Linked DNA regions of Homo sapiens: region 2 is linked to region 1. Evidence: chromatin loops called from intact Hi-C (ENCODE). Cell type or tissue: adrenal gland. All regions are shown on one strand. Links, peaks and the distances in the headings refer to the core of each region. The heading gives the core; the rest is flanking DNA. Region 1 holds the start of C9 (complement C9). Region 2 holds the start of FYB1 (FYN binding protein 1).

Region 1 (15,368 bases), core at 7,369-15,368:
TTTTGGTTCATCACAAGCCTCTGTAAGTATGAACTACTAGAAGCTCTTCTCCAAAGTACATGCCACATAGAGCTCCAGCCTCCTGAATTAACCTTGCTTTTATAATAGCTTTTATTTATTTATTTATTTTTTTAAGACAGAGTCTTGCTCTGTCGGCCAGGCTGGAGTGCAGTGGTGCAATCTCAGCTCACTGCAACCTCCACTTCCTGAGTTCAAAGGATTCTCCTGCCTCAGCCTCCTGAGTAGGTGGGACTATAGGCACGTGCCACCACACCTGGCTAATTTTTGTATTTTTTTGTAGAGATGGGGTCTCGCCATGTTGGCCAGACTGGTCTCAAACTCCTGACCTTAAGTGATCCATCTGCCTTGGCCTCCCTCAGTGCTGGGATTACAGTCATGAGCCACCGCACCTGGCTATAATAGCTTTTTGATGGTAAAACATGTTTAGCTAAGATTTGTCACCAAGAACCTTCACAGTATAAACATTCATTTAAACTGGAGAAAGATTATTTGCACAAGAACTATTATCTTCTGAATTTGAGAAATAATATCACATAGAAAACATCCTTCATATCTCACTTAACCTGACCCATGAAAGCATTTCGGGAGAAAATTGAGCCAAAATACTGTCTTGAAAACCTTTCAAAAATTTAAGTTCTTAATTTTCCAACAATATTTCTATAGCCTGTGAAAATAATACTTCCCATTTCGGGGAGGCAAATGAAATGCATCTGAACCTTGATTTTCACATAAATAATATACACTGCCATCTGCAAGCAGATGAAAACAAAACACTGTAAGCCCCATATAATGTTTGATTGGCTGATTGGCCTATGACCTAAGCGATTTTTAAAAGAATTTTGGAAGTCTTCATTGCGATTTTTTTCTTATGACTGTAACTGTATTTATTGACTAGATGATTTTATCTTCTTAGGTGGCTTCTTCTCAACCTGTATCTTCTGAGATGTATAGGGATCCATTTGGAAATCCTTTTGCCTAAATTCTGTAAGTAGAAGATCCTAATAAGCCTGTCTCAGGGGTTTTTGTGAGAAAGGGTGACATGGAATAAAGAGTGAAATTTTAATTTTAGAATTGGGAAGAGGGTAAATATCTATAATTTAGGAGTAATCGACAGGAAAATCTCTACTGAGATCATTCAATAATGACTAGGCTGGGCACTTAAGAATAGAATTCCTAAACACATCAAAAAATAGTAATATACCCTTGGGGATGTGGATTTTTATCTTATTCCATGTTCTTGGTTTTTCAGTTCTGTGTGGGAAGTAAAACTCAAAACAACACATCACAGGTTTCTAACCTTTTTACTTTCATATTGAAGTGGTTGCAAAACAACCTAGTAATAATTTGGTTTCCTATAAAGGGTTCAGATTCCATTGACTTTCTGAAGCCACCAAGTCAGCAAAACAGATTATGATCATTACTTCTCTACCATTTAACTGTGAGCAATCTCAAAGTTAGTCTGAAAGAGTCTGATGGTATTAAATCTGAAAGTTTTAACAACTATTAAAGATCTCCTTCATAGGCAGTAGGAGCTCAAAATGAGTCTGAAGGTTGATTCTTCTGTCTCATGAACTTTATCTTAGATAAGTGATTAGGTAGAATCACCCTCAGCTGAAATCCTGGGAGGGCTCAGTGTAACTCTTTCTCTACAGAAGGTGACAGCAACTTTATTCTGATCTCAAAAGACTGAATTTAGTAGGGAAAGGAACGCTCTCCCCATTTTAGAGCAGGTAGGCCAGCTGGTAGGGGTAGAACAATAGAAATAATGAAAAACAACAACAACAACAACAAAAACCAAGCCCATTTTTTTTCCAATCTTGTCTCATCCAAACAGGACTACTAAACTGTGATTTGGCTCATCTAGAATGTAATTATTTTTAATAGATAGATATCTTAAACGTGGCGAAAACAATAAGATTGAGCTTATAGGCATCTGGATCATTTTCCCTCAACTCCAGTTCTACAATGACTGTGTTTCCTGTAGTACCTTTCCATAAACTGCTTCAGAGAACTGGGTAAATCATTAAAAATGCAAATTCCTGGGTCCTACTGCAGCCCTAAGGAATTTCTCTTTGGTGCCAAGGAAATGCTTCCTTTTAACAAGAGTGCAGGTGATTCTAAAGGTAATAAAGCAGTAAGTAGATATTTAAGAGCTAGAAGTCTTACCAGAGATCATTCTCACCTTCCATTCAAGGGGAGATATACCCAAACCAATAGAAGGAGTAAACTACACTCAGAGTCAAGATGGATTGTATGGACTAAATTGAATGAACTAGACTTCTCTTTGGAGGTCCTTCCTTCTTTAGGTCATGAAGGAAGGATAGTTTAGGTCAACCTGCTACATCAATAGATTGGGTAAGGGGAACTCTCATGGGATAAAATAACTAACATTGTTGAGCACTTGCGCTAAGCATTTTATTAGATGCTCTACATTTATCATCTTCATCAATCCTCACATCAGCCCTAGGAGATACTATTACTGACATCTTTAATAATGACTTGATATTTAATACATTGATATTCAGTTCAAAAATTCTAACCACAAGTTTCTTTCTTCTCCATACCTCTCTAGGAACTTGGTCTGCAGACCATCCAGAGGAATAAAAAGGTTGGCCTTAGTAGTCAAAAACAAAGCTGATAGCCAGACACGTTCTGATTTCTGCCCTTGTTCCAGCTTTGACGTATTATCTGTTGCCTTATTTCTCATTGCCTCTTCTACTTGTAAAATGCTTTTCACTTTCTGTCTAGGTTAAAGCTAAACTGAATCTATGGCTTTAAATAAATTAAGATCCTAAACTCTCTAGCTTAAGTGTAAATGAAGTACAGTAGTTTCCCTACTGAACCCTGCCTCTTGTGTCCCTGGAACCTTCTAGAACACCTGCCTTCTACCCTCTGGTTGGGAGATGCAGCCACCACATCCCTTCATATCATACTGTTTTGAATAAATTTTCAAATCCTTATTGTTCAGAGTTGTTTGGGGGTTCTGTTTCAGAGCATAAAACCTAAAGGTTATAGTAGAACAAGGCACCTTCTTAAAAGAAATCTTGCTTCAGACCATCAGTTACAGAGAATTTCTAAAGTAAAATTGAAGCAACTACAACTTCTCCTTAGACACTTTGGAATCTAACCACTTAAGGACCTTTTTAAAGAGATAGCTTCTCTTCTTTCTGAAGATCAATTTCTCCCAAGGCCAAGATTGTCCTTTTCTCCCATTTCTTGCTAGCTATTGCAAATGAGGGAAGAACATTATTCATCTCTCCTCCCCTTTTTTTTCTGATTCTTTTTTCAGTCAGTTTTGCTCCTGGGTTCAAGTAGTATTACCACCCTTTCACAAGCAACAGACTCTCACAGGGCAAAAAAAAAAAAAAATCTAATGATTCACAGACAGATCTGGAGCCTCTCTTCATTCTCAGTAATTGCTAGTCCCAAGAACTAGAATTGCAAATGGGCACAACCTATATCCTTCCTGTGGAAGAGGAGGCCACTCTCTTGAGCTGAAGTTCCAGAAGAGCAGTTAATGTTCAAGAGAAATTGAACTCAACTCAGCAACAAAGGACTCTATTTTGAAGAGCAACATATCACAAAGCTAAATGTGATTGTGCCAAACACATTAGGTGCTTATTTGGGGTCATGCTAGGCCTTTATCAAGTAACTGGAAAACTTTTCTTGCAGCCACAATCTCAATGTCGTTAGTAGGAAGATAAGAGGGGAGAAAAAGCTGTAGAACAAATGTTTGGGGTTACCATTGAAAATCTAATGTCTGCAATATTTTTCTCCTCACAACTTGGAAACGTTCCCAGTTCATTTTCAGTCCTGTTGTGAGCACAGTTCTGAAGGGTTTATTATTGTCAAAATAAGTTTTGTTTTGTTTTGTTTATGTTGGGTTTTTAATGTTGTCTCTTGACCCTTAATGCTCAGGTTCTTGTGGGAGTTAATCAGCCACATCCAATGTTACCTTGAGGGGGAAGAAGAGGGTGATGCTCAGAAGCTAAACAAGACAGGGGCCACATGACCCTCTATTGATTAGCCCCAAGTAGAAAGTCCTGTGGTTTTATGTTTAATGGTAATAGTTGATCATATATGGCATAATTTTCTATCAGCTTCCTACTCAGTCACTATAAACACAGACTTGAAATAGTACTTTAAATGTCCAAATACCTAAATGTGCTAAACTGGAGGTAACTATTTCTAGGTAGTTGAATTTTTGAAAGTCATGATCAGCCACACAACTGTTTTGTACATACTTATTTTCTCATGCACTTTTCTGTATGCAAATAAAGCTATAAATTTACTCATTTCAATAAACTGGAGTGGCAGAATATCATGTGGTACCATCGGTTTATTCTACCTGCTTTGAGTTGACATTAGAGGCAAGCTATAAAACATACCAGTCTGAAGTGGAGAAAATGTTAGCTATAATAGATTCTGGATTGTCACAACAGTGAAGAGAAAGTGGAAATCCATGAAATAGGACCGTGAGTAAATTACCGTCTGATCTATTTCACACCTTCTTCTGTCTCAAACCCACACACACTCCCTTTCCGGGAGTGTAAGGAAGACTAGTAGATAAGACCTGTACCAGAACAACCTCAGCTGACATCCACTATAAAATCACTCATTAGTGCACTATTGGTTCATGCCTTTTACCCTTGGCTGCCTCTTGTTTTTTACTCAGTCATATTTGACCTCACCAAGACACGACTGTGTGGACTGCTCTAGGCTGGCACAGGCCCCTCTGGAGAGCTGTTGCATGAGGTGAGTGGGCTGATGAACAGATGTTTTTAGCATTAGGGCGCTCTTAAACTGTCTCACCTAGTATAAAAGTTCAAGGTTCTCATTCACTGCAAAAAGACCTGCAACTACAAGAAAGAGAATCCCAAGGTGGGCTTTGCATGGATATAGAAGTCTTGGTATTAAACCTAACTTTTCTAAGGAATAAGACATTTTGGGGTAGGATTATCTATTGGTGTATAATATTTTGGAATGTTCCTTATTACTGCCTTACCTTTCTCCTTGACTGAAACATTTGGTCTCTTTCTAACAATAGTGAGGTGGAATAGAAATACACTCCATACAAAAGCAGGTTCCAGGGGAATTGAAAGTAAGCCACAGATGAGCTAGAGAAGGCTGCTGATAAGAATATGTTGCACAAATTATCTGGCTTATCCAGGTGCTCTGCCGTGCGTCTAACCCGTTGAGCCTGTGTGTTATCTCCACGTGACTTAATCTGTGAGATCTTGCCACAGGTTAACTTGCTCGTGTGTACAAGAGGCGGACATTCCTTTCAGTGCAGTCGGAACTACTGTTGATCAAGCAGAGAGTGGCAGTTACTGAAGTGTCCCTGCAAAGTGGAAACACACCTGTTCCTTATACAGTTGGCTCTCCTAACCTCAGATTTCGCATCTGCAGATTCAACCAGCCACAGATGGAAAATATGTGAATAGAAAATAAAATAAAAATAATGCAGCAATTAAAATAATACAAATAAAAACAATACAGTATAACAACTATTTACACAGCATTTATATTATATTAGTTATTATAAGTAATCTGTAAATAATTTAAAGTGTATGAGAGAATGTACATAGGTTATATGCCATTTTATATAACGGACTTGAGTATCCGCAGATTTTGGTATCTGCAGGAATTAATCCTCCACAGATACCAAGGGACAACTGTAATTTCTTTAATAAGCAGTGGTATTCACACCTGTGTGCCAGAAGTTCAGCTTTTCATGGTAACCCTATTATCTTGGAAAGAGAGTTCCTTTACATATCAAATATATCTAAGCTAAAAGCTGAACTTTAACAGCCAGCATGCCCTTAAATTTCTCACATAAAAGGGAGAAGGTATAGACTTTCCCAAAATAACCTTGCATCTGTGAAGTACTTTACCATTTATGCAAAATAACTTTATTCCATTGATGCCATTCATAACCCTTTGAGGAGGGATCTGTTACTGTTGCAAGTCTTACTCAGGCAAGACTGGCATCCATGCTTTAAAAAAAGCTGCACTCTACCCCAACTCTTAAGGGAGTGTTTTTCATGGTATTTTATTACAAAACTGTGTGTTGAAGTAGAGAGATCCTTTCATCAATTGATCTCAGACTTTACCATCAAAATATTAACTGTGGTGTCTAGAGAGAGCCAAACAGAGGGTAATTTTGTGTCTTTCCTGAGGTGGAAGGAAAAGAAAAGGGGGGAAGGAACAGAGGATGTAGCTAACCCAGGAGTGTGGTTGACCGTGGAATAACCTGATGAGTGAGGACTCTGACCCATATTCCCGGAATACGTTTAATACAAAATCTGGGAAAAGATGGGAGCTGCCCCAAAGCCCCTGGTAAATATTTAAGCTATTACGATTTGAGGAGGTTGCTAAACAATAAAACAAATAATTATTGCTGGGAAATGGTATGTTTTGAACTAATTCCCTTCTGCTAAAAATAAAAACTCATGTTCTAGGCTGATATGTACAATATCAGCCTAGGGACATATACAAGGCTATGTACTGGCAGCAGCTCTGTTAACATGTTGTAATTACAGCAACGCTGATGGACAAGGGCCAGCCATTTGTCATCTCACCTGATGAGTGGCCAAGCCCCTCATTTGCCCTTGCTTGGAATTGTGTCCTGCATTTAATTACTAAACCTCTACCACATACTGAAATCATACAAGTGCTTGTCTCCAGCAAGACCATGGTGTGGGCTGCTCAGTGGCAAAGAAGCTGGCCTTCTGCAGAGATGAAAGATGAGGTTGTTAAAAATGGAAGGGAAAAAAAAACCCAACTCTGAAATTCTTTATGACTAATTTTTCCTTGTGATATTGGTTGTGGAGTTTTCTGTCAATTCTTTATTCACTTGGTTGATTTCAACCATTATTTTATCTTACTTACAAGAAAGCAGAATCATTGCTGCTCTAAAAGTTACAGGGTAACATGACTGGGCTGGAATTGAGTAGAGGATGCTTCTCGGGTGTGTCTGATGCTGCCTCCTTAGTGGAAGCTCTAAAATTTCACTGTGGCATTGCAAGACCTGTGGATCTTTGGACAGTCAGTAAGAAACAGCTATGGAATGGGGCAGGCATTCCTAATGAGATCCCTGGATACTAAGATCCCTTAACTTACTGCTAAGGGACTTTCAAGAAACTGTTTCCTTCACTATAAAAGAGTCAAATGGAAATGACCCTCAACATATTTATATCAAATCAGTAAAAATTAAGTGTTTCTGCCTGCTGGTCAAAGTTTTAATGTACATATGTCTATGTTTGCCTTAAAAACTGGGAAAAGTATTATTAAGCAAAAAACTTAGTTCACTATCACAAAGTTCCCAAGAAAATTGAAACTAAGAAGGGAACAAAGGGCAACTGAATGGCGAAAACCCTCAGCAGAGTGGAAAACCCTGGAATCAGAGTTTAAAGACATGGTTTGTTCAAATCTCACCCCTGCCTCTTCTGTGTAGCCTTGCAGGTATTTCTCTGAGCCTCATCTGTGAGACTAGAATAAAAGCTTACCTTCTATGGAGTTGACAGGACTCAGTAACGAATTTTATAGTAAAGTACCCTATAAGCAACATGACGTACTTAAAATAATAACAATAGTAGTAATAGCAAGGTAGGAAAAGCCTGAGATGTGGAGCCAGACATAGCAAGTACAAATGTGCAGTTACTCGTCCCTGGCTGACGCTGGACAAATGATGTAATCTCAATGTGTCTCCATTTCCTCAGCTGTAAAACAGATTATTTTCAGGATTAAATGAGATTGCATATATAAATATGGCCTGACACATATTAGAAGTTCAATAAACATTTATTTTGTTATTTGGAAGCCTTTAAGTGTTATACAAATGAAAATGTTACTATTTTCACTGCTCTAGTCTAATGCATGATGATGCTTTATTTCTCTGACATACACACAGAAACATAAGCCTCATTTCAAAACACCTCAGACACATGATAGATGTTAAGGACAAGAAAGAGTTAAAAGCATAAAAATGTGGAGCATATTATTCATATATTTTATATATTTATATAATATTTATGATTTTATATTATAATTATGCATTATATGTAATATATAATTACATATATTATAATTATATAATTATAATATGTAATATATAATATAATTTGGCTCTGTGTCCTCACTCAAATCTCATCTCGAATTGTAATCCCCACATGTTGAGGGAGGGACGTGCTAGGAGGTGATGGGATCATGGGGACGGTTTCCCCTGTACTGTTCTTGTGATAGTGAGTGAATTATGAGAGCTAATGGTTTGTTTGTTTGTTTTTGAAACAAAATCTCGCTCTTGTCCCCCAGGCTGGAGTGGGACAGAGCGATCTCAGCTCACTGCAACCTCTGCCTCCTGGGTTCAAGCAATTCTCCTGTCTCAGCCTCCCAAGTAGCTGAGATTACAGGCGCCTGCCACCACGCCCAGCTAATTTTTGTATTTTTAGTAGAGATGGGGGGTTTCACCATGTTGGCCAGGCTGGTCTCGAACTCCTGACCTCAGATGATTCGCCAGCCTCGGCCTCCCAAAGTGCTGGGATTACAGGCGTGAGCCACCACGCCCAGCCAGCTAATGGTTTTAAAGTGTGGCACTTCCTCACTCTTGCTCTCTCCTAATGCCATTTACGAAGTGCCTTGCTTTCCTTTCACCTTCCACCATGATTATAAGTTTCCTGAGGCATCCCTAGCCATGCAGAACTATGAGTCAATTCAACCACTTTTGTTTGTAAATTACCCAGTCTCAGGTGGTATCTTTTTTTTTTTTTTTGAGACGGAGTTCCACTCTATCGCCTGGGCTAGAGTACAGTGGTGCAATCACGGCTCACTGCAACCTCCGACTCTAGATTCAAGCAATTCTCTTGCCTCAGCCTCCCAAGCAGCTGGGATTAGAGTCACCCGCCACCATGCCTGGCTAATTTTTTTGTATTTTTATAGAGATGGGGTTTCACCATGTTGGCCAGGCTGGTCTTGAACACCTGACCTCAGGTGATCTGCCCTCCTGGGCCTCCCAAAGGGCTGGGATTACAGGGGTGAGCCACCGTGCCAGCCAGGTAGTATCTTTGTAGCAGTGTGAAAATGGACTAATACAATATATATTGCCAATATATAATTAATATGCTATTAGTATACTTTACTGCTGTCATTATTTTTCTACATTATATTTAACCTGAACTATGGTGATAAAATAAATACAACTGAGCAATTCAGAAAAGCCTCCTATTCAAACTAGTCAGCCAAAAATATCCCCTCACTCCCTCATCCCCCTTCCATTGATTTAGTCTCCAAAGAGACAGGTGATGTACAATCTCCAGTCACATCAACTTATCAAGTCTAATCATCACAACTTCTAATCAATTAGCATCAAATCTAGTTAGTATAAAGCATCCCATCCTGACTGCTTTTCAGTCTTTATTTCCATAAGTATCTTGATAGGGTCCAGAGAGGCCTCATAAGAGCCCTCAACATTGCTACAGCATTTTTCTTTTTGTGAGACAGAGTCTCACTCTGTTGTCCAGGCTGGAGTGCAGTGGTGCCATCTTGGCTTACTGCAAACTTTGCCTCCCAGGATCAAGCAATTTTCATGTTTCAGCCTCCCAAGTAGCTGGGATTACAGGCACACACCACCCCACCCACCTAATTTTTGTATTTTTAGTAGAGATGAAGTTTCACCATGTTGGCCAGGCTGGTCTCAAACTCCTGGCCTCAAGTGATCCACCCACCTCTGCCTCCCAAAGTGCTGGGATTATAGGCGTGCGCCACTGCACCTGCCCTGCTACAGCATATTTGACAGATTCATACTGTTTCCAAATGTAGCCCACCTGTTATTAGCCAAGACTCACAGGAAGTGTCTTTCAGGCATGGACTCATCCCATGACATAGTTACACGAGTTGTGGCATCCATTCGAATCATCTTATTACTTGGCAGTTCTGCATGGCCTACACTCCACAGCAAGCTCAGGAAAAGGTGAGATCAGTCCCATTGAAGACCTCAAGTTCTCTGCATAAAAAGGAGAGGGGCCAAGAAAGTGGGTGAGAGTAGATACCTTTTACCACAGGTAGGAATATCAGTAGAAAAGGTAAGGCAGTACTGGAGAAAATAGCTGTATATTCTGTCTTCCCTCAGCTCCACCCCTTGCTTTGCTGGTCTTTATATGTGCTAATGTTTGAAATTTGCCTATAAGTAATAATAATACTTATAAAGTCCCTTTAAGAACTATATCCAGAGATATCTGATGTCTTTCTTCTCAAGGTGGTCATCCTCAGTCTCAACCCTGGCTACACGTTAGAATGATCCGCAAAGCTTTTAAAAGCATGGATGCAGGGTCTCATCACAAGTCAATTAACTTAGAGCTGAGCAGACAGCGGGCAGCCATCACTACTGTTCTCAAGAGTCCCCAGGTCATTCTATTTTTGCAGTCAGTGCTTTAAGAGCAGTTGTGATGTCCACATTCTCTGGTGTTCCCAAAAAGGCACTGCTCTTCCCACAAGTGCTGGGAAGCATGAAATGTGAGGGGGAGACTATTTTTCATGGGTAGGAACAAGTTTTTCTGTCTCAGATTCTATCTTGTTGACATGTGTGATGCTGAGATAAGGAGACCACTCTTTCTGGTGGACGCCCTTAATGCCTTCGGGAGTTTACATCTCATTCTTCAAAATGTACCACTCGGCCTATAAGGAAAGCCAGGATTGTAAATGCATTTGCTCACGTGGAAATAACCTACCTAGCCCATTTGCAGATTAAAAAAAAAATGAAGCATCTACGTCTGTGCCATCCTTTCCACTAAGTGCAGTTCTTTACTAACTTTGACTTCATGCCTCCATGAGAAGCATCCACAGGCTTTTTTTTCCCCAAAATTGCATACTCCCTCATCTTCCACCCAACCCCTCGAGTCTTGCAAACTAAGAACTGCTGGGGGTCCTTCATTTTTGTTTCTATTTTTTTGTTTTTGTTTTTGTTTTTGTTTTGTTTTGCCGGAATTTTGCTCTTGTTGCCCAGGCTGGAGTTCAGTGGCCCCACCTCGGCTCACCGCAACCTCCGCCTCCCAGATTCAAGCAATTCTCCTGCCTCAGCCTCCAAAGTAGCTGGGATTACAGGCACCCACCACCATGCCTGGCTAATTTTTTGTATTTTTAGTAGAGATGGGGTTTCACCATGTTGGCCAGGCTGGTCTCGAACTCCTGACGTCAGGTAATCCACCCACCTCAGCCTCCCAACATGCTGTGATTACAGGCGTGAGCCACTGCGCCCGGCCTTTGTTTCCATTTTCACACAGCACTGCTGCCCATCTTAGGGACTTTAGCATTCACAGGCCCATTGCCCCATATCTACTTGTCAATATGAGAAAGCAGGAGGCCAAGAATTACAAAATGATTCTCCTTTGGTTGGACTTCAGTACCCAGGCCACCCAAATTGACAAAAACTCTGAATGCAGACAAACAATGCTTGTTCCCTGTCCTCTGGCCCTTTGCAAATAAATGCCTTACCAGACCTGCCCTGCCACCCCACTCGCAGCCACCCAGCAAGAGCAGCATGTCAGCCTGCCGGAGCTTTGCAGTTGCAATCTGCATTTTAGAAATAAGCATCCTCACAGCACAGTACACGACCAGGTGAGTCAGTTACTTTTCTGCTTGTCTCTGGAAGTTTCCTGTAGGATTAGCATCTCAAGGTCTTCTTAGCAGCAAAGTACATGACAATGTTAATCCACATGGCAATATACAGAGCCCTAGAATCTAAACTTCGAAAAGAGATAAGAAAATACATAGGGTGCATCTTTATGAGTTTTCTGTGGAAATGTGCTGCTGTTTCTGGGGATTTATTTTCAACAAGGCACTCAAATGTTAAGATTGAGGTATTCTTTAAATATCTGGAATTATAAAATAAAGCTTGTTTTCACCAGTGTATGATGAACCTGGGTTTATTAGTGCCTGATGTCTGAGAAGTTTAAAATTAAGGAAATTAATCTTTCCCTCACTCTGCTTCAATGCCTGACACCTTTAACATTTGGATACATCACCCTTTTGCCTCCACATTAGGCAAAGGTTAACTATTTTGTTTCTTTCCCTTGACATCCTGAGTTGTGTTCAGAGGCATGCATTTTGTTTAGGGCCATTTGGGATTTAGGTCATATTTCTTCCATTCCAGAATTGCAGTGATGCAGACCTGTCACTCATGCTTCTACCAAAGATACTTTTTCTCCTTTTTCTCTGATCCTAATCGGAATTGCAAAGCCCATGGCAAGTCATCCAGGAAACAAATCACCCATATAATAAGTTTTTATTGAACAGCTACACTGTACCTAGAAATGGTGGAGGTTAGGGTCACATGAGGCATCCTTCCTTCCATCCTGGAGTCATCAGAGTAGACATCGACCTGTATAATTCAATACAGGATGATCCGTTCTGGGGAGAGTACTGAAATATTCCTCACTTCAACAGTGTGGCTGGGGGGAAATGTCTGCCCAAGCCCTGTTCCTCTGCTCAGACATAACCATAACCTGCTTCCAATTCCTCATTAGTCATTTGACTCTTGGTTTACCCAAATGCTGTTTTGAACTTTGATGCCCGTCTCCAGTACATATTTGCCTGCCTCTTGGCTGCAGTTGGAGGCCGCCATTCAGCCTGGGCTCCACTCAACAAGTGGGTTATTCACAGGGCTGTATCTTTCAGGAGGGGGCACCCAGAGGTGCTACACAGATGAACATGGGCCCTGGATCCAGTGCTCGACCAGACCTTTCCTTCATCCCTCCTCTTTCCATATTATCTGTAAAGCATTGTACCATTCAGGAAATATTTTTGTTTAGTGGGCATCTGGGCACAAAAGGGATTTGGAAAGGCAGTTCCTCCAAGTTGCTTTAGCTCCCTTGAACTTCACCTGACCCTTTCTTAAGCTAAAAAATAATAATAATAATTCAAACAACCCACATTCCTAGATTGCAGCTCCTGCTGATCAAAAATGAGAGGCTGTGGGGAAGCTTTGATTGCTTTGAAGTGCGTACCCCCTGGGTCCTGGCCACACTCAGCTGTTTCAGGGAGGACCGGAAAGCCCCATTAGCTGGACCCCAGCTCCAGCAGCTGCACGGCTGAGTTTGGTTTGGTTTCGTGGGCTCCCATTGCTATGCCCTCTTGAGTTTGCCCCGGTTGCCCTGCTCTGAATGCTCTGTGCTTTGCCCTTTGACGGGGGTTGAGGTCAAAACAGAGTGTTCAGAGCCCTCAGTCATGAAGTGAGACGATTTGTTTGAATAATAGCTAACTGAAATTTGCAAAATAACTTTTAAAATCCTCTGAAGCTAGACTTCCCAGGCTCAGGTCAAGGTGCCTTTACTTACCAACAGTGTCATTTTGGGCGGGTTGCTTGGCCTCTCTGTACCTCGCTTCCCTCGTCTGTAAGATGTGGTTTTATTTATGTCCTGGGACTACCATAACAAAGCACCACAAGCTGGATGGCTTCAAACAAAAGAAATGTATTGTCTCACAGTTCTGGAGGTTAGAAGTCTGAAATCAAGGTGTTGGCAGGGCCGTGCTCCCTCCGATACTCTGGGAAGGGTCCCTCCTAGTTTCTGGTGGTGGCCAGCACTCCCTTGTATTTTATTTTTTGGTTTCAGATCATTTCAGTCTATGTGTCTATCATCACATGGCCATCTTCACATCATCTTCCCATTGTGTATGTCTTTATAAAAATGTCCCCTTTTTAAAAGGACACCAGTCATATTGGATTAGGGCCCACCCTAACGATGTCATTTTAACTTGATTACCTCTGTAAAGACCCTATTTCCAAATAAGGTCCCAGTCTTATTTGACACTTAGGACCAAATAATTATCTGGGGTTAGGACTTCAACATACCTTTCAGGGTTGGCGGGCAGGCACAATTCAACTCATCACAATGGTAATGATAGCATCTGTCTAATAAGGTTTTCGTTGTGAACATTAAACAGGTATACATGTAATGTCCTTATGACATCTGTGCCTGGCGCATGGTAAGAACTTAATAAATGCCAGGTATTTAAAAAAAATAATAACCTTCCTGTGCTTTCACTTTGCTATCTTTCTTGTTTAGGACGGAAGGGTTGGAATTACAGCTAGCCTTCAGGGCTCTCCCATGGCTTGAAGACATCTCATGCCACAGCTACAGTGACCTATTATTACTGGAGAACTGTCAGGGATTTCTAACTATTGTTTTTTTCTTTTTTCTTTTATTTTTTTACAAAGATTAATGTGCCCATGAGAACTGGCCATGAGGGGGACATCATCTCTTATGTTTCTCAAGGTAGAGCATCAATGTTTAAAACCACCATGAGAGTAGAATAGTAGCTCAGAGCGTTGCTTCTGGAGCCAGGTGGCCTGGGTTCGATCCCAGCTCCACAATTTACTGGCTCTGCGCCTTAAGTAAATTCCTTAACTTCTCTAAACCTGTACCTCACCTGCTAAATGGGAATAATAATGTGTCCTGCTGTGAGGAATACCTGAGATAACAAAGACAACATGCTTAGCACAGTGCCAGGCAAACAGGAAGTGCTCTGTGAGTGTAGCTATCATTACCTTTTCTCTCTAACTTGTAAATAACAAAATATGCACATGGTTCAAAGATCAAAAATAAAACAAGGTATACATTGAGTATCTTACTTTCCCTACTCATAACTTTCCGTGAGATTTGTGTTATTATATGTAAAGTATATATAAAGAGTTTAAAAACACTTCTTCGCTCCCACCTCATCCTACCTCTACAGGTTGTCACATATATAAGTTTCTGAGTATTCTTCCAGTACTTATTTTGTAGGTTAAACCATAGACTCATACGTAATCTTATTCTCTCCCAGTCTTTTGCAAATGATATCATATTATATATACTATTTTTTACTTTCTTTTACTTTCCTTTTTTTTTTTATTTACTTCATGGCATGTCCTGGATAACTTTCTGAGTCAATATGTGGGAACTTCCTCATTGTCATAGCTGATTAATTCTTACTGATGAACATTTGGGTGTTTCCAATCTTTCGCACTAGAAATAATGTTGCAATGAATATCCTTGTTTATATATCATTTTGTAAGTGGTTAGGTGTACCTGAGGATTAATTCCCAGAGTGATCTGAGTCAAAAGATAATCACTTTGTGACAGTGCTAAAATTGCCCTATTTGTATTATTTTGCACTTTCACCAGCAGAGTAAGAGTACTTGTTTCTCACAGCCTTGCGACAGGAACCACAGGCCAACCTTTTGATATTTGTCAACTTCATAGGTTAAAAAAAAAATAGGTATTTTGGCACGGTTTTAATTTGCCTTTCTCTTATTGAGTCAGATTGCACATTTTTTTCATACATTGAAAGGCCATATATATGTTTTTCTTCGC
Region 2 (15,368 bases), core at 4,773-12,772, 140 kb after region 1:
TGTTAACTTGTCTTTTTCATTATCACTTTCTCCTGAGTTCTCAGTGGAATTTTCTAGATACTACATAATTATCTGAAAAGGCTATTAAGATATCCTTCCCTTTTCCAACTACATGTCTGTATGAGGCCATATCTTTATATACTTCAACCAAAACAATATGCCACAACAGACTGAATGCAGAGCAAACATCAGGATACAGCTGTTTTCTATTATGCCAGGCATTAAACACATTTGCAAAAATGTACAACAATTCCAAGCCTCTCACTAAAAGTTTTGTTTTAGAAAATATATTTTTCATAGAAGTTTTATGTTAATATGTAATGATTTATTGTTATTTTAAATGCATTAATAAGTAAATTAAAGTTTTCTCACTTATTACCAACGTTAACAAAAGCATTTTGGAGTCTGCCGATCATTTTTAAGCATTCAATGGTCTTGAAACCAAAGAGTTGAGAACCACTGCTCTAGAAGATGGTGAGTACAAATATAAAACAACTGGACTTGTAAGCAATGATTAACTGAAGAAAGAATAAAGCCAATAGAACTCTGTTTCTAAGCTGGCCAGGAGACACTGCTAAGGATGCTCACCATGGTTCTTCATCCAGTCAACTAATTACCCACAGCTCTTTGGGGGCTACATCTAAGTCTAACTTCCTCCTTGTAAACCAAACCGTTTATTTGCCCAGCCAAATATTTGCTAGCTCTTTCTAGTTGCATGCAAACTTTTTAAAATGAAATGTTTATGGAAGTCAGTGTGGCGATTCCTCAGGGATCTAGAACTAGAAATACCATTTGACCCAGCCATCCCATTACTGGGTATATACCCAAAGGACTCTAAATCATGCTGCTATAAAGACACATGCACACGTATGTTTCTTGCGGCATTATTCACAATAGCAAAGACTTGGAACCAACCCACATGTCCAACAATGATAGACTGGATTAAGAAAATGTGGCACATATACACCCTGGAATACTATGCAGCCATAAAAAATGATGAGTTCATGTCCTTTGTAGGGACATGGATGAAATTGGAAATCATCATTCTCAGTAAACTATCGCAAGAACAAAAAGCCAAACACTGCATATTCTCACTCATAGGTGGGAATTGAACAATGAGATCACATGGACACAGGAAGGGGAATATCACACTCTGGGGACTGTTGTGGGTTGGGGGGAGGGGGGAGGGTTAGCATTGGGAGATATACCTAATGCTAGATGACGAGTTAGTGGGTGCAGTGCACCAGCATGGCACATGTATACATATGTAACTAACCTGCACAATGTGCACATGTACCCTAAAACTTAAAGTATAATTTTTAAAAAAAGCAAAAAAAATAAATAAAAAATAAATAAATAAATAAATAAATAAAATAAATGTTTATGCTAAAATGTCACACTTACAATGGCTTTACATGAGGATTTAATTTCAATTTGAGAGGACAGCTGGGTCCGTTGTCAGCCTGAATACCATTTCTGAGACCTGCTGCACATCTGTGGGTTATTGCAAGGAGAACGGGTAGAGTGGTGCCCAGAGCAGCCCTGACTCACCTTCCTGGTAGCTTATTCATTTCTTTAGTTTCATGTGACTTATATTTCTGGGTAATATGGGCTACTGATGCCAGAAAAGTTTATATTAAATGTTCCTTTTTTGTACAAACATGCAATGTTCATTTTGATCAAAGCTGACTCCTGAAGGAGATTGGTATGCGTGTGTGTGCATGTGTAGTGTGTGTGCATGTTCTGAAACAGGTATCTTTCTGTCTTGCTCTTTCAGCCACTCTTATCTTTGGTTCAGAGAAAGTTCACCATTGTTCATTGTTCTACATTGACCTATTTCTCAAGAGCTCAGAGCTAAGGCAAACAGTTTGATGATATACAATTCATCCGTATCCCTGAAGCTTCTCTTCTGTCTTAAACATGCTTCCAGTCACTTTTTTTTAAGTCTCTTCACTATGTAAAAATGTATTATTACTTCAGTGAGTCAGTCTTACCTAGAAACCCCTTCAAAGGCATCATCCACAAGGCTGAAGTTGGCACTGTGGTCTAATGACTGAAACCCAACTAGACAGGGTGCAGCTGAGAATTGCTGATTCTGTGGGAACTTAGACTTCCCTGTCTCAGTTCTCCCCTCTGTGAAAGAGAAATAGCTCTCTGCACCTCTGTTCACCTCCCAGCCACATAAGAATTTTGAGAAATAATTAGTGTCTGAGCACCTCCTTATTAGCACTCTTTCTCCCATTGTTTGCACTAATCTCCTGGTCTCTCAGCCCACGAAATCCTACCCATTCTTCGAGTAGCATTTCAGGAGCACTCCAATGTGTAATAATTTCTTATGACTGGGCTGTTTATTTCATTCTTGAAATATATTACCCTGCAATAGTCATTGTATTATGAATTTTCCAGAAATATATCATATGTTTTTCCAAATAGCCTTGGGTTTCTTGAGAGAAGAGATTTTTTTCTTATTCAACTTTGCCATAGCACCTAACAGAAAGCTTTGTAACCCAAAAGGTACTCAGTACATTTAGAGAGAAAAGATGGCCAACCATGTATTTCGTACTTGCCATGTGCCAAGCACTGTGCCAGGTGCTTTTGAATGTGTTCCCTAATTGAATTCATGGAATTGAGGATGGAAATGGGGACATGACTTGTCCAAGGTAACACAGAAATCCCAGGGCAACAGCAGCTGAAGCTGGTGGCTACAGCTGTTTTGTTTTTTTTGTTTTTTTTTGTTTTTTTTTTTTTTGCTCTGAGCTGAGTACTTTTTTCTATTCCATCAAACTGCCTCCTGGAATAAATATGTCTTGATTAATAGCTCTTCCTGCTCATTATCTTTATTTCTTCCTCCTTGTTCTAATCAATATTAATATCATGATACAACACTTTAGTATATTTTCCTTTTTAAATAGAAAGATATTTGCACAAGATTATGCTCCATTTTTATTACGGTTGGCCTGGGACAATCAGTCATTCCATTCACTCTACTAATATATATACATGTATGTGTATATATATGTGTGTGTGTGTGTGTGTGTGTGTGTGTGTGTGTATACTGAGACAGGGAAGTCTAAGTTCTCACAGAGTCAGCAATTCTCAGCTGTACCCTGTCCAGTTGGGTTTCAGTCATTAGACCGTGATGCCAGCATCAGCCTTGTGGATAATGCCTTTGAACGGGTGTCTAGGTAAGGCCAATTCACTGAAGTAATAATACATTTTTACACAGTGATAGGACTTTTTAAAAAAGTGACTGTAAGCATGTTTAAGACAGAAGAGAAGCTGCAGGGATGTGGAAGAATATGTATACATATATACACACACACATATACAGAAATATATATACACATATTATACATATATACATATATATATGCTGTGACAAATTACCATGAATTTCATGGCCTAAAGCAACAGAAATTTATTGTCTTATAGTTCTGGAGGTCAGAAGTCTGCAATGAGCCTCTGAGGTGTGGGCAGAGTTGTGCTTCTTCTGGAGGTTCTGGCGGAGGCTCCATTTCTTTGCCTCTTCCAGCTTCCAAAGGCTGCCTGCATTCCTCGGCTCATGGCCTTATTTCAGCTTGAAAGCCAACAATAGCTGATCAAGTCTTTCTCAGCTGCATCACTCTGACACTGGCCTTCCTGCCATCTGCTTCCATGTATAACGATCCTTCTGGTTACTTGGGTCTTCCCAAAATAATCCAGAGTAATCTTCTCATTTTAAGATTCTTAACCTAATTGCTCTCCTGCAAATTCCCCTTTGCTATATAAGGTAGCATATTCACAGTTCCTGGGATATGGAGGTGGACATCTTTTGGAAGATGGGGACGTTATTTTGCCTACCTCACTATAGGAAGAGTTTAGTTATGTTGGAAACAGTATAAAGTAGTTCAGAGATTCCCGATCTTGATTTGCCCATTAGAATCATCTGAGAGCTCTGAAGAGTACAGATGCCCAGGCACCTCACTCAAGTACTGTGATTTAATTGAACCACACGGGCCTGGCTGTCAGCATTTTGTAAAATTACCCTCAGGTTATTCTCTTGTGAAGCCAGCTTTTAGAATCACTGGGTGTATTTAACGAAGTGGATCTGGACTATTATACAGACTGAAGTTTCAGGACCTCTTCTGCCTTTTAGGCAACTCACTTTACCTCTCTAAACCTGATTGCCCTTATCTATAAAATGGGCATAATCATCACCTTAGCAATATTATGAGGATTAAACTAGACAATCTATATAAATTCTCTGCACCTTGCCTGGAATATGTTAATCCCACAATAAAGGTAGCTATTAATCATTATTTGACTTTCATACAGTAAGTCAAATCATATCCCTAAGTTAAGGCAGACATAAATGTCAAAAGTGAATATCAAAGGATGTACCCCCAACTCACCCGCCTTGGTCAGACTTAAAGGAGTTTAGAGTTTCAACTAATTCTGGAAATGGACACAGTTCAGGTGAGTTACTAGTTTCCACTGTCATTTTATTTAAGTCTGGACAATGGCTGATTTCTCCCCTGGTTTCTTCTTTTATAGTCACTCTCTTAACACTGCAGAGAATGACTCTATAGAACAAATTAGCTTCGTATTTCGTGCAAGCAGCTTGTTGTCTGCACTTCTCTACTGGGGAATGGTGGACATCAATCCCATTCCAACAAGCTCAGAGTCCTACTGTGTTTTACATGGATCCTTTAGTAAGGGAGTATCAGCCCCTGTCTTCTAAAAGATTCATCCACTATTCCCTGGGTCCTGAGTCCCAGGCTCCTTTTGATAGCCCCAGTCCCATTCTGGCCAAGAAGGCAGGAGGACATTGAATCAGGACAGACCCCAGTCCTAGGATCGTAGCCATACTCTTCACACAGAGAGATGAGATCTTCTGCCACTGTAAGACAAAGCCTTGTTACTATCTCATTTTATTTCCATGCATTACAAAAAAATTATAGTGGACAAAAGAACCATCCTAATTTTATCGTGAGAGAAAACTGTATTTAGGTAAAAATCCCAAAGGGGTCATCAACTGTAATACTCTAATTGTGTTTTAAAATTTATTAGCTCTCAGAACCAAAAAAGAGGAAAGATTACATCATAAGTCAGAGATCTTGCTTTATTAGCTCTCAGAGTAAGAAAATAAAAAGGAAGGGAAGTTCATATATAAGAAGTATCTTCTACTTTTTTGTCTTGATTTTCTTTTGCTAACCTCTTTCTTTAACCACTGGGGAATTACGGGGAAATACGGTATCAAAAAATGTTGACCCTGGTGATTTGAAATTAAAATCAATGATTCCTAATATTCAATAGTAGTCAAGAAAACTGGAGGCTTATGATTCTACTTCCACTTCCTTCAGTTCTGGAAAGAAACTGACAACACATTACTATAGGTGACAACTTTTCCAAAGTTGGCATGTCCATGGTACAAAATATTTGTGGATATCTTTGTCCCATGAGGGGTAGACACATTTTGGTTTGTTTGTTTTGAGAAATTTTACAAACAGAAGAAACAGAATATATAAGAAACAACAATGTATTCATCACTAAGAACTGGCAAAGATTTTGTCATCTTTGCTTAAAGTCTTTCTAATACGAAAAGAATAAACATTATATATAAAGTTGAAATTCAGTCATAATTGTTCCTCAGGCCTATTTCTTGCCTTTGCTTCCCAAAGACAGTCTCTATCATGATTTCACTGTGTTTCATTTGAGGTTACTTATCTATCTACCAACTAAATGTAGTTCTATTCATCCTGATTTGTATGGCCAGGACCCCAGATCCTAGAAGGTGGAAATAATATTATTGCTCTTGTTAAAAGTTATCCTTTGCCTCTGAGTCTTTCATCTTATTCCAATCTGATCATTGATCTTAGAGAGATGCACTGGGCTTTATATGTGTGTCAAGAATGGAAACAGCATATATGTCTTATCCAAGCCTTCTGTTCCCAGTTCCCAGTTGGCCCTCTCAAGGTGAAAGGTCTTCCCCAGTGAAAAACATTTTGGGTCAATCTTATGGGATTCAAGAAAAACAATTCTATAAAGAGAATCAGGAGGAGAATTTCAAAAGCTCATGACTCAATGAGGCCTGATGAAGGAAAGCTTTATGCGTGTTATTAAGGAGTTGAAATTTTTTCTTCCATGGATTGCAAACCAAAGGCCTACTGGATTCAGGCAGGTGACTTCAATGACGGAAGCCATTATGGCAAACTCTGGAGGCTTTTCAGAGCTCCAGCAAATTGTTGCATCAGAGAATCAGACTTTGCATGGAAAGCTAGAAATTTCCATCATTACATGAATTCACTTTAGTGTTTATATTTTATCATTTTTAAAAATTAAAATCTACAGAAAAGCTTAAACAATAACACAGCACACATCTATATCCCTTTCATCTAGATTTACACCAAATTGTTAATGTGTTGCCACATATGTGTGTATATAAATTATTTCCTAAGCCACTTGAATACAAGTTGTGCAAATGACAATTCATTCTCACAGATCTCAGCATGCACCTCCTAAGAATACGAACATTCTCTAGTTTAACCATAATACTATTGGCATCCCCTATGAAAAATAATAATTTCATAACATTTAATTGCCCATATTGAAATTTCTCCAGTTGTACCAAAATTATCTTATCAACTTTTTTTTTGTGCAAACCAGAATCCAACCAAGAGTTATGTATTACACTTGATTTTTATATCTTTTTGGTATATTTTAATCTGGACAAGTTTCTCCATCATTTTATGCTTTTCCAAACTACTTTTAATGGATTTATATGAACGTATGTGAGTGTGTGTGAATTTATGTGAATGTATGTGTGTTTGCACACACAGAGATGCAACAAAAACAGGTCTGAAGACCAGATTTATGCTGTGAGTTTTATTCTCTGCACCCAGATATAGCCTATCAAAAGTCCCACAGACAAATGTGTAGTCAATATAGCTTTTGCCTCAGCCAATATTAGTGTATTTTCTTATTAGGCATGGAAAGATAAGAGATAGAGAATGCCTTCTTTTATTGACATTTATTGAGGGCCTAAGCACCTGATGCTGCACTAAACTCTAAGAATGATAAATGAAAGTCACTTGGAGGAGGGAGCTAGTTACAATAGCAGTTTGCCTGGCACCACCCTAAACCTACTAAATCTGGAATCTGCACTTTAATCTCCTCTGGTTATTTTTATGAACACTAAAGTTTGAGAACTACTATTCTAAACACACCCATGAAAATAAGAAAGTGAACTCTACCCCTGACAAGATCTAGTAGAATGAAGATGTAGAATGCTATCATACGATGCAATACATACTCTGAAAGGGTCAGAGGAGACTTTGATGGAGGAGGTGAAATTCTAGCTGAATTTGAAAAAGGGTGGATTAACAAAGGGTAAGACAATGTGGAAGAAGACATGAAGTGAGAGAAGCAAAAGCAATGCCACATGCAAGTGAAGAGGTAGTAAGCTCTGATGAAGGAAACGCTTGTATGTACTCTTAAAGAGTTGATTTTTTTTTTTTTTAAAGGTTTGGAAAGCTAGTGAAAGGCTTAAGCAAATATCATCCAGTTAAGCATAGGAAGATCATGTTGACAACCCTGCAAAGAAAGGATTAGAGGCAGAACAATTCTATCGGAAGCCACTGCAGTTAAAGAGGCAGGAAATGATGAAGTTGGTGCACTGAGACTGGAGGGAAAAGGCTGAATTCAAACAACACTTGGGAGACAGGAGCAACAGGACATGCTGGTTACACATGAACATGTAAGTCAGAGAAAGGAGTCTAAAGCCAATCCTCAGCTCGCATTTCAGTCTTGTGTAGATGGTGCCTGTTGGACATTCAGGGGAAAATGTCTCTTATGTGGTTACCTAGCCAGGAGAGCAACAGTAAGACCCTCAGAATTGTGAACCAGGGACCCATGAGAGGCCTGCAGCTGGGGCAAAATGCTGTGACGAAATAAGCCTTGGATCAGACTGTGGGCTTGGTGCACACTTGCATGCTGAGCAAAGGAACTTGTTAACACTATTAAAAAAGTGGAACCAACCACTGGTGAACATTATGGTTTTGTTGAAAGATCCCTGTATGCTTTGCCTACTTCTAGTGCAATGATTTTCTCTCTCCACTCTTTTTTATCAGTTGCCTCCAAAATAAAATGAGTATCTCAGGAGGAGTGTTCAAGACAGTTCATTGGGCATGAAGAGAAATTGTTAGAAATCTTATACTTTAAAAATCTCTTCCTTTATTTTCTATTTTTGTTTGCACTTTATAATGGTTAAAGTATATGCATAACATACTTTATAAGAAAAATTTCGTACAAGATGAATTTAGCAGTTTATTTGAATAAAAAACAATTCATGAATTGGGCAGCATCAGAACCACAAAAGGTTCAGAAAGCTCCACCCCAGCAGCATGGGCAGTGAGTTTTCATAAGTGCACTAAGAAAAAAGACAAAGAAAATATATTTGACTGTTTAGAGCAAAAAGACTAGTTAGAGGTTAGTTGGCAGTATCTGATTGGGAAAGTCTTTACTTAGATGTTAGTTGGCCATTCTAATTGGTAAAGTTTATCTTATTGTTTATATTGGGCTTTGGTTTGCTAACATAAAAACCTAAAACTCTGGAGCCTTCCCAGCCTAATGCTCTGTCAATTAAAATGTTGTAACAGACACATACACACCATACACACATATATACATACATGTATATATATGGGTTCATTAATAAATATTCACATTTTTGCAGTGCTTACTCAAATATATTTTACTGCTAGCTATACAAAACCAAAAATCTTCAGTGACCACTCTTCTGCATGGCAGAAAATCAGGAAGAGACTAAAGGATGCGAAGTGGGGAAGCAGACACTGTTCTCATACCTCTGCTTCTTAAAGATTGCTGACATCTTTTATAAGGTTTTGTCCACTAATAAAACCCCATGTAGCAAAAACCTCTGGAAGGTATTCAAGTCCCTTATAACTTTCCGTAATATAAATGCATTTCTAGAATTTTAGAAGCTTGGAGGTGGAAAAATCTCTGATGTTAACCAAGTAGTTTCCTACTTGGAAGAAAGCAGGAAGAATGAGCAGGTTAGAGGAAAGAGGTTGAAGTTAGAAGGATTTAGGGAGAGGAAAGTAGAGAAAAGCCACTTTTTACACATTAAATAGGAGCCAGTCCTGCAGCTTGCAGATCGTAATGCTTCTCTGATATGTGTACATGAGTGTTGAGTTGAGTAAGGGGAAGTAGCTGTTAAAGTCAAAGAAAATAAGCAGAACCCATTTCTTTTCTTCTCTCCTACACAGTCCATTCTCATCCTAATGTGTTTGGGCACTGAGTGATTTCTGACAACAGACAATGAGCTCTCTAGAGGAATACACACCTTTAATGAACTGTGATCAGGATGTGATTGGCTTAAAGACAGAGCTCTTGACAAGTCAATATATGTTGGCAGGGCAACAACAAGCTTCCAGAAAGGCGTGGACTCCTCAGAGCTTCATCTGCTGCTGTCTGGAGCAGTGGCGAAGCTTGGGAGGCCACTCCCTGGGTGAGCAAGCAGAAGGTGGCAGCCCTCCCCCATCTGTTTTCACAGGACGCTTAATCCCTGTAGTAAGGGAAACCGTCAGGACTGTGCTAAAGGCTGACTGGAGGCCAAATCATTTCACTTTCAAACACATTCATGATTTGTTTTCTGAGTAAGTCACTGGAGGCTTTTATCTGGCACAGCAGAGCTGGCTTGGCCACCAGAACCAGATCACCTTTCCTTGAAAGATGGCTGGAATGGCCATCGGTTTCGTGTTATTTACTCCTTTGAGAATATTAACTTCATCATTTTTTTAATTGTGGAAAAATATAATTGCTAGTAAGTACAACAATAAGTACAGTATTTAATTTAGAGGACAGAGAAGCAAGCACATTGACAAGTGATAGGCATGAACAGGCTGACACCTCAAAGTCATCATTATACTGAGCAGACAGCACAGGATAGGGTTTCTCCACCTGGAGAAGAGGGGAGTGTGGGATGAGATAGGGACAGTAGAAAATTTGGGCTGGGGTATAAAGACAGAAATTCTTATATCTGAAATGGATATTTGATACTGGGAGTAGTGAGTTGAGAATAAGCTGACCTTCTCCATCTCTACTACACCCACCCCCACTCTAATTCTCTTACCTAGGGTTTTATCTCCTTGTATTGCACAACAGAGCTGCACCAGATAGAGAAGTGGAAACCTAGTTTTTACGTCCACAAAGAATGAGCTACTCATTGAGACATTCATCATTTGCTTAGAATTACTCTTGCATGGGGGAATGGAAGCCCTAAACATTTAATAAATATCCAGAAGCACTGAGGTGTTAGCTTGATTCTGTAGCAGATGTTAAGACCAAAAACTTTATTTAAGAAGCATTTGAATGATTTTTTTAAATTTAATTGCTCAGGTTTCCCTGTAATTTATGAAGGCCTTTAGTGAATAGCCACAAAAATAATGAAAACTTCATATTCAAATAATAACTTAATATTACATTACTGGTTTCCTTTAGAAACATAATGCAAGTAATTCTTTTCAACTTCACCTTCTGTCAACACCATCTCAAGGAGGACTATACATAAAGGAAAATATGCTCCTCATATTTTTATATTTTCCTCTAAATGATAGGGGAAAATACTACTACTATACGGTGTCTTAAAAGTCTTACATTAATTCTCCAGTTCAGAAAATTGGTTGCCTGTAGCCAAAGCATGTAGTAAAATAGGTTTGCATGAAAAGCAATGCTTTTGCTTTTATTTTTTTATTTTTTATTTTTAAATTTTATTTTATTTTATTTTAAGTTCCAGGGTACATGTGCAGGATGTGCAGGTGTGTTACATAGGTTAACGTGTGCCATGGTGGTTTGCTGTACTTATCAACCCATCACCTGGGTATTAAGCCTGGCATGCATTAGCTATTTTTCCTGATGCTCTCCCCTCCATTGCCCTCCCCCAACAGGCCTCAGTGTTTGTTGTTCCTCTCCCTCTTTTATTGATTATAAGACACATAACACAGAGTGACAAGGGGAGAATCAAATGTAATTATCAGCATCATCATCTTGTTGTAATCAAATAATATTACTGCACAAATTTTCCTTTGTGAGCAAAGATTTTATAAAAATAGAAAAATGGGTGTTTATTATTATGTAATAATAAGAAAAGCTCAAAATAAGATAAATTTGAGCAAGTATCTATACTTCCGCTTATTTCGGAAACATACCATCATGTTACTAAACTCACCTCATAGCATTTTAGTTGTTTTTATTAAATCTTCAAACCTTTCAGACACTACTAAGCATAGAGACCATTCATAACAAATGAAACTTTCAGTTTTTTAAACTAAAACTTTCTAAATGTGTACATTTCTTTTCTGCCTTTTTGGAAAGCAAACTTTTAAAAATGTATATACTTTTAGGACACAGAGGCTGAGAGATATAAATTGCTGGGCTCACCTTCCCTTTAGTGGGACAAATGCATTAAAAAAGAGCAAGAGTCCCACAAACCAGGAAGCTGCCCTTGGCCTCTAATACATTAATTAATGTTTATAAAGTGCCTTCTGTATGCCTGGCAATGTACTACAAGCTGGAAATCCAGGACAAATAAGCCACAGTTACCGCCAACCCTTAAGGAACTCATGATCTAGTGAGAAACACAGACATATCTCCAACAACTAAGAGAGAGTACAAGACGCCAGAGCTCAGAAGGCCTTACCCAGTCTTGTGGGACAAAGTTCAAAAGGAGATCATATCTACACTGGGTTTTGGAGCATAAGCAGGAGTTAGCCAGGTGAAAAAGGAGAGGGGGCAGTACATTCCATGAAGACAGGGCGTGTTGCTTGCTTTTGGAGGATTATTTCATTTTATTTTATTTTATTTTATTTTACTTTATTTTATTTTATTTTATTTTTGAGACAGAGTCTTGCTCTTGTTGGCCCGGGCTGGAGTGCAATGGTGCAATCTCAGCTCACTGCAACCTCCGCCTCCTTTGTTCCAGCAATTCTCCTGCCTCAGCCTCCTGAGTAGCTGGAATTACAGGTATGCACCACCACCACGCCCAGCTAATTTTTGGATTTTTTAGTAGAAACAGGGTTTCACCATGCTGGCCAAGCTAGTCTCGAACTCCTGACCTCAGGTGACCTACCCTCCTAGGCCTCCCAAAGTGCTGGGATTATAGGCGTGAGCCACCTCACCCAGTGGATTATTTTATTTTGTTTTGGCCATCTGAGAGAGGTTGGCAGAGAGGAGAAGAAAAACAAGTAATCCCAAATTCCAGTTAGGCTTCCTTCATGGCCCAAGATCAACTGTCCCATGTTAGGTAAAGTCTTCCTCAACTCTTCTGCCCCCATGCAGAAGGAATTACATATTCCTGGGTATTTCCAGATGCCTTTATTCATACTTTGAGCTTAATACTCATCACAGTGTGTCATGGTTAGTTATACAGTGTCTATCTCTATAGTGGTTATAATACATGTTTGGTTGCAGCAAAAGAGACACAACATAACACTGATTTTTAAAAGTTAAATGTCTGTCCTCCTGTTCCCTTCTTTATAACCATCTAGCAAAATCCAGTGAAGATGGGGTTGTCTCCTGTGTTGGGGGCCAGGTCCTTCTATCTCCTGGCTCTGTCATGCCTAGAGTATTACCTTAGTCATCACTGGATCAGAAGAGCTCAGGCCCCCACAGCATCCCAGCCAGCTGGGAGGGGAAAGCATGATGGGGCCCTCTTTTAGGACACACCAAGAAGCTACATAGATCCCTTCTGCATAGATCCCATTGACTAAAACTTAACCACATGGCCAAATCTAATGTCAAGAGGGACTAGAAAATGCCTTATCCTGTGTAGCTGTGGGCCAGGTAAAAAGCCAGAGATCTCTTAGGATAGAATAAGCATCCTAAACTTTTGGCAAACTTTTTCTGCAGAGGACTAGATAGTAAATATTTCAGGCCATATACGGTCTCAGCCATGTCATCATCATTGTTGTCATCATCATTGTTACCATCATTGTCTTCTTTTGCTTCTTCTCCCTTTTCTTACAATTCTTAAAAAATGTAAATTCTTAGCCTGAGGTCTGTACAAAACATTCCACAGGCCAGATTTGGCATGCGGGCCATAGTTTGCTGACCCTACTACTCTATAAGAAGGGAAAATCATACGGGGAGGAAAGTGACCATCTCTGGCATAACGTCTGTAAGATTATAAGCCACTGAGTGGAAAATCCTTGTCTTCTCCATCTTTCTAGTCTTGGCCAGTGCTTGACCCACACAGTAAGTGTTTGATGTTTATGAATGAATGAGTAGAAGGAAGGTGGGGGAGGTTAATTTCACAATCACAATTTGTTAAAATCTCATTTAGTCCCAATGGTAGCCTCTGTTTTGGGGGGTTTCTTTTCTTTTCTTGTCTTTTCTTTTCTTTTTTTCTCTTTTCTTTTTTGAGTTTCTTTCTTTCTTTCCTTCTCTTTATTTTTCTTTCTTTCTTTCTTCTTTTTTTTTTTTCCTTCAGACAGGATCTTGCTCTGTTACCCAGGCTGGAGTGCAATGGTGGTGCAATCATAGCTCACTGAAGCCTTGAACTCCTGTGCTCAAGAAATCCTCCCACCTCAGCTTCCCAAATGTCTGGGGCTACAGGCATGCACCATCACACTTGGCTAATTTTTTTTTTATTTTTGTAGAGACAGGGTCTCACCATGTTGTCAAGACTGGTCTTGAACTCCTGGTCTCAAGCAATCCTCCTGCCTCAGCCTTCCAAAGTACCGGGATTACAGGCATGACCCACTACACTCAGCCCCACTGGTGGTCTTTTCACATGGATTATCATCTAAATACTCCATTTCTTCCAGCCTCAAGAATAGTCTAACAGAGAGCCGACAGAGTGAGTCTAGTGGGCTTTCCACACATGAGTGACCACTCTTCAGTTGATATGGTCAAGCACACCACTTTACCTCCTGACCTCAGGTGCAATTAGCTTCCAAATATTCCACATGCTCCAGTGGACCTTTCTAATTGTAAGCATCCCCCTTTGGCCCCCATTGCAGGTGACACTCCTGGGTGTGTGGAAAGATTATGGGTCCAAAGAACTTACAGCTTCTTCCTCTTGAATAAACATGGTGGCAGGCAGGAGAATCTTGTTTTGGTTTTACCCTTTTAAATATCACATGCTTGGTGGGAATGTTAGCAGAAGTATCCAGGCTGAACAGACACTTTTAAGTTCCCCTTTCTCCTCCTTATTACTCAATATCCTGAGGGCATAATAGAACTTTTCTTGTCTAAGTTTGCCTGGTCAGGGGAGGGAGGTGTGGCTCACTCAACCACTGACCGGGACAAAACCCTGCCAGGCATCAGAAAGCTCCGCAGTTCTTGAGTTCCACATGCAGAGCAGATGCGACAGCTAGAAGTGAGTAGGGCCCAGACCCTGGCCCAGGAAGATCCACTAAAGGAGGCCATCCTTCCGCCTTCTTCTGCAGGAGTCAGGTAACAGCTATGCCTAGGTTTCTTCTTTCAAATAAATGTGTAATTTTTTATAGCAGGAAAAAAGCACCACTTCCAAATTCTGGCAGCACAGACTGTGCTAGCTGAATAACTGAAGGAAACGCATGTTCTGTTGGAAAATAGCAAAAGAGATGAACAGGAGACACTAAAACTCAGCCTCATGGTAGCCAAAAGGATGATAAGCAGATAAAAATGTGGCCGGGAACGTGTCTGTCACTTGCTCTTTCGTAACTGGATAAGGCCTCTCATGTGTTCTTGTTGGAACCTCTGGTGCCACTAGCGTTAAATAACGTCTTGCAGTGAAACCAGAAACAAGGTTTTATTGCCAACAGAGCTGGGCACAGATGGTTTATTTCATCCTGGTTCCTAACAAATATGTGTCCATCCTTTTGATGAGAAAGAGTAACTTTCAATTTCCTCCAAACCTGGCAGGAGGTGAGGATTCACATGAGATTTCTACATAGACTAAAGAAAGGGACTATACTGCCATGAATTATGCCTTCTCAGAAGGAATCCTGGCAAACTGGATAAATGATGACAAACAGCTGCAGATCAGCCAAGGAGGCCTTTCAAAGCAACCAGCAACTCCAAATTTTCCTCGGAGCCTTTGGCTGTCTTGTATACATTGCTGATTCTTCTGAAAAATTCACAAGGTCTTTTCCCCCCATTTAACTTGATTTGCAGGGAAGTAATTAATAGAAATGGGCCTCTGACTCTGCCTTCTATTAGCTGTGTGACTTTGGGAGAGCCACTTAACCTCTCTGTGTCTCAGTTTTCTCATCTAAACATGGGGATAATAATAGAACTCATCTCATGGAGTTGTTGAGGGGATAAAACTATATACACTTTTTGAGTACTAATGTAAAATAATAATTAATATTCACCATTTTAAATAT

What was found. A loop is a pair of places that touch in the nucleus more often than their neighbours do. Peaks named below come from ENCODE experiments on the same cell type or tissue, not always from the same donor. Only the 100,000 strongest peaks of a DNase experiment are listed, where the experiment ranks them.
Region 2: it touches region 1 in a loop (3-fold over the local background); 31 of 110 quality-filtered maps call a loop at or near these places.

The regions. Positions count from the first base shown.
Region 1 is chr5:39,360,651-39,376,018 of GRCh38, reverse strand. C9 (complement C9) reads left to right here and starts at 11,524. Exons shown (of 11, transcript NM_001737.5): 1 at 11,524-11,631. The coding sequence starts at 11,555. It overlaps DAB2 (DAB adaptor protein 2), which reads left to right. Exons shown (of 15, transcript NM_001343.4): 13 at 1-22; 14 at 935-1,005; 15 at 2,594-4,342. The coding sequence ends at 1,000. In adrenal gland, for the core only: no CTCF peak of the experiment used is centred there; no DNase peak of the experiment used is centred there.
Region 2 is chr5:39,218,529-39,233,896 of GRCh38, reverse strand. FYB1 (FYN binding protein 1) reads left to right here and starts at 14,334. Exons shown (of 19, transcript NM_001465.6): 1 at 14,334-14,454. RefSeq lists a silencer at 1,596-1,890 and an enhancer at 12,757-13,258. In adrenal gland, for the core only: no CTCF peak of the experiment used is centred there; no DNase peak of the experiment used is centred there; H3K27ac peaks cover 487 bases.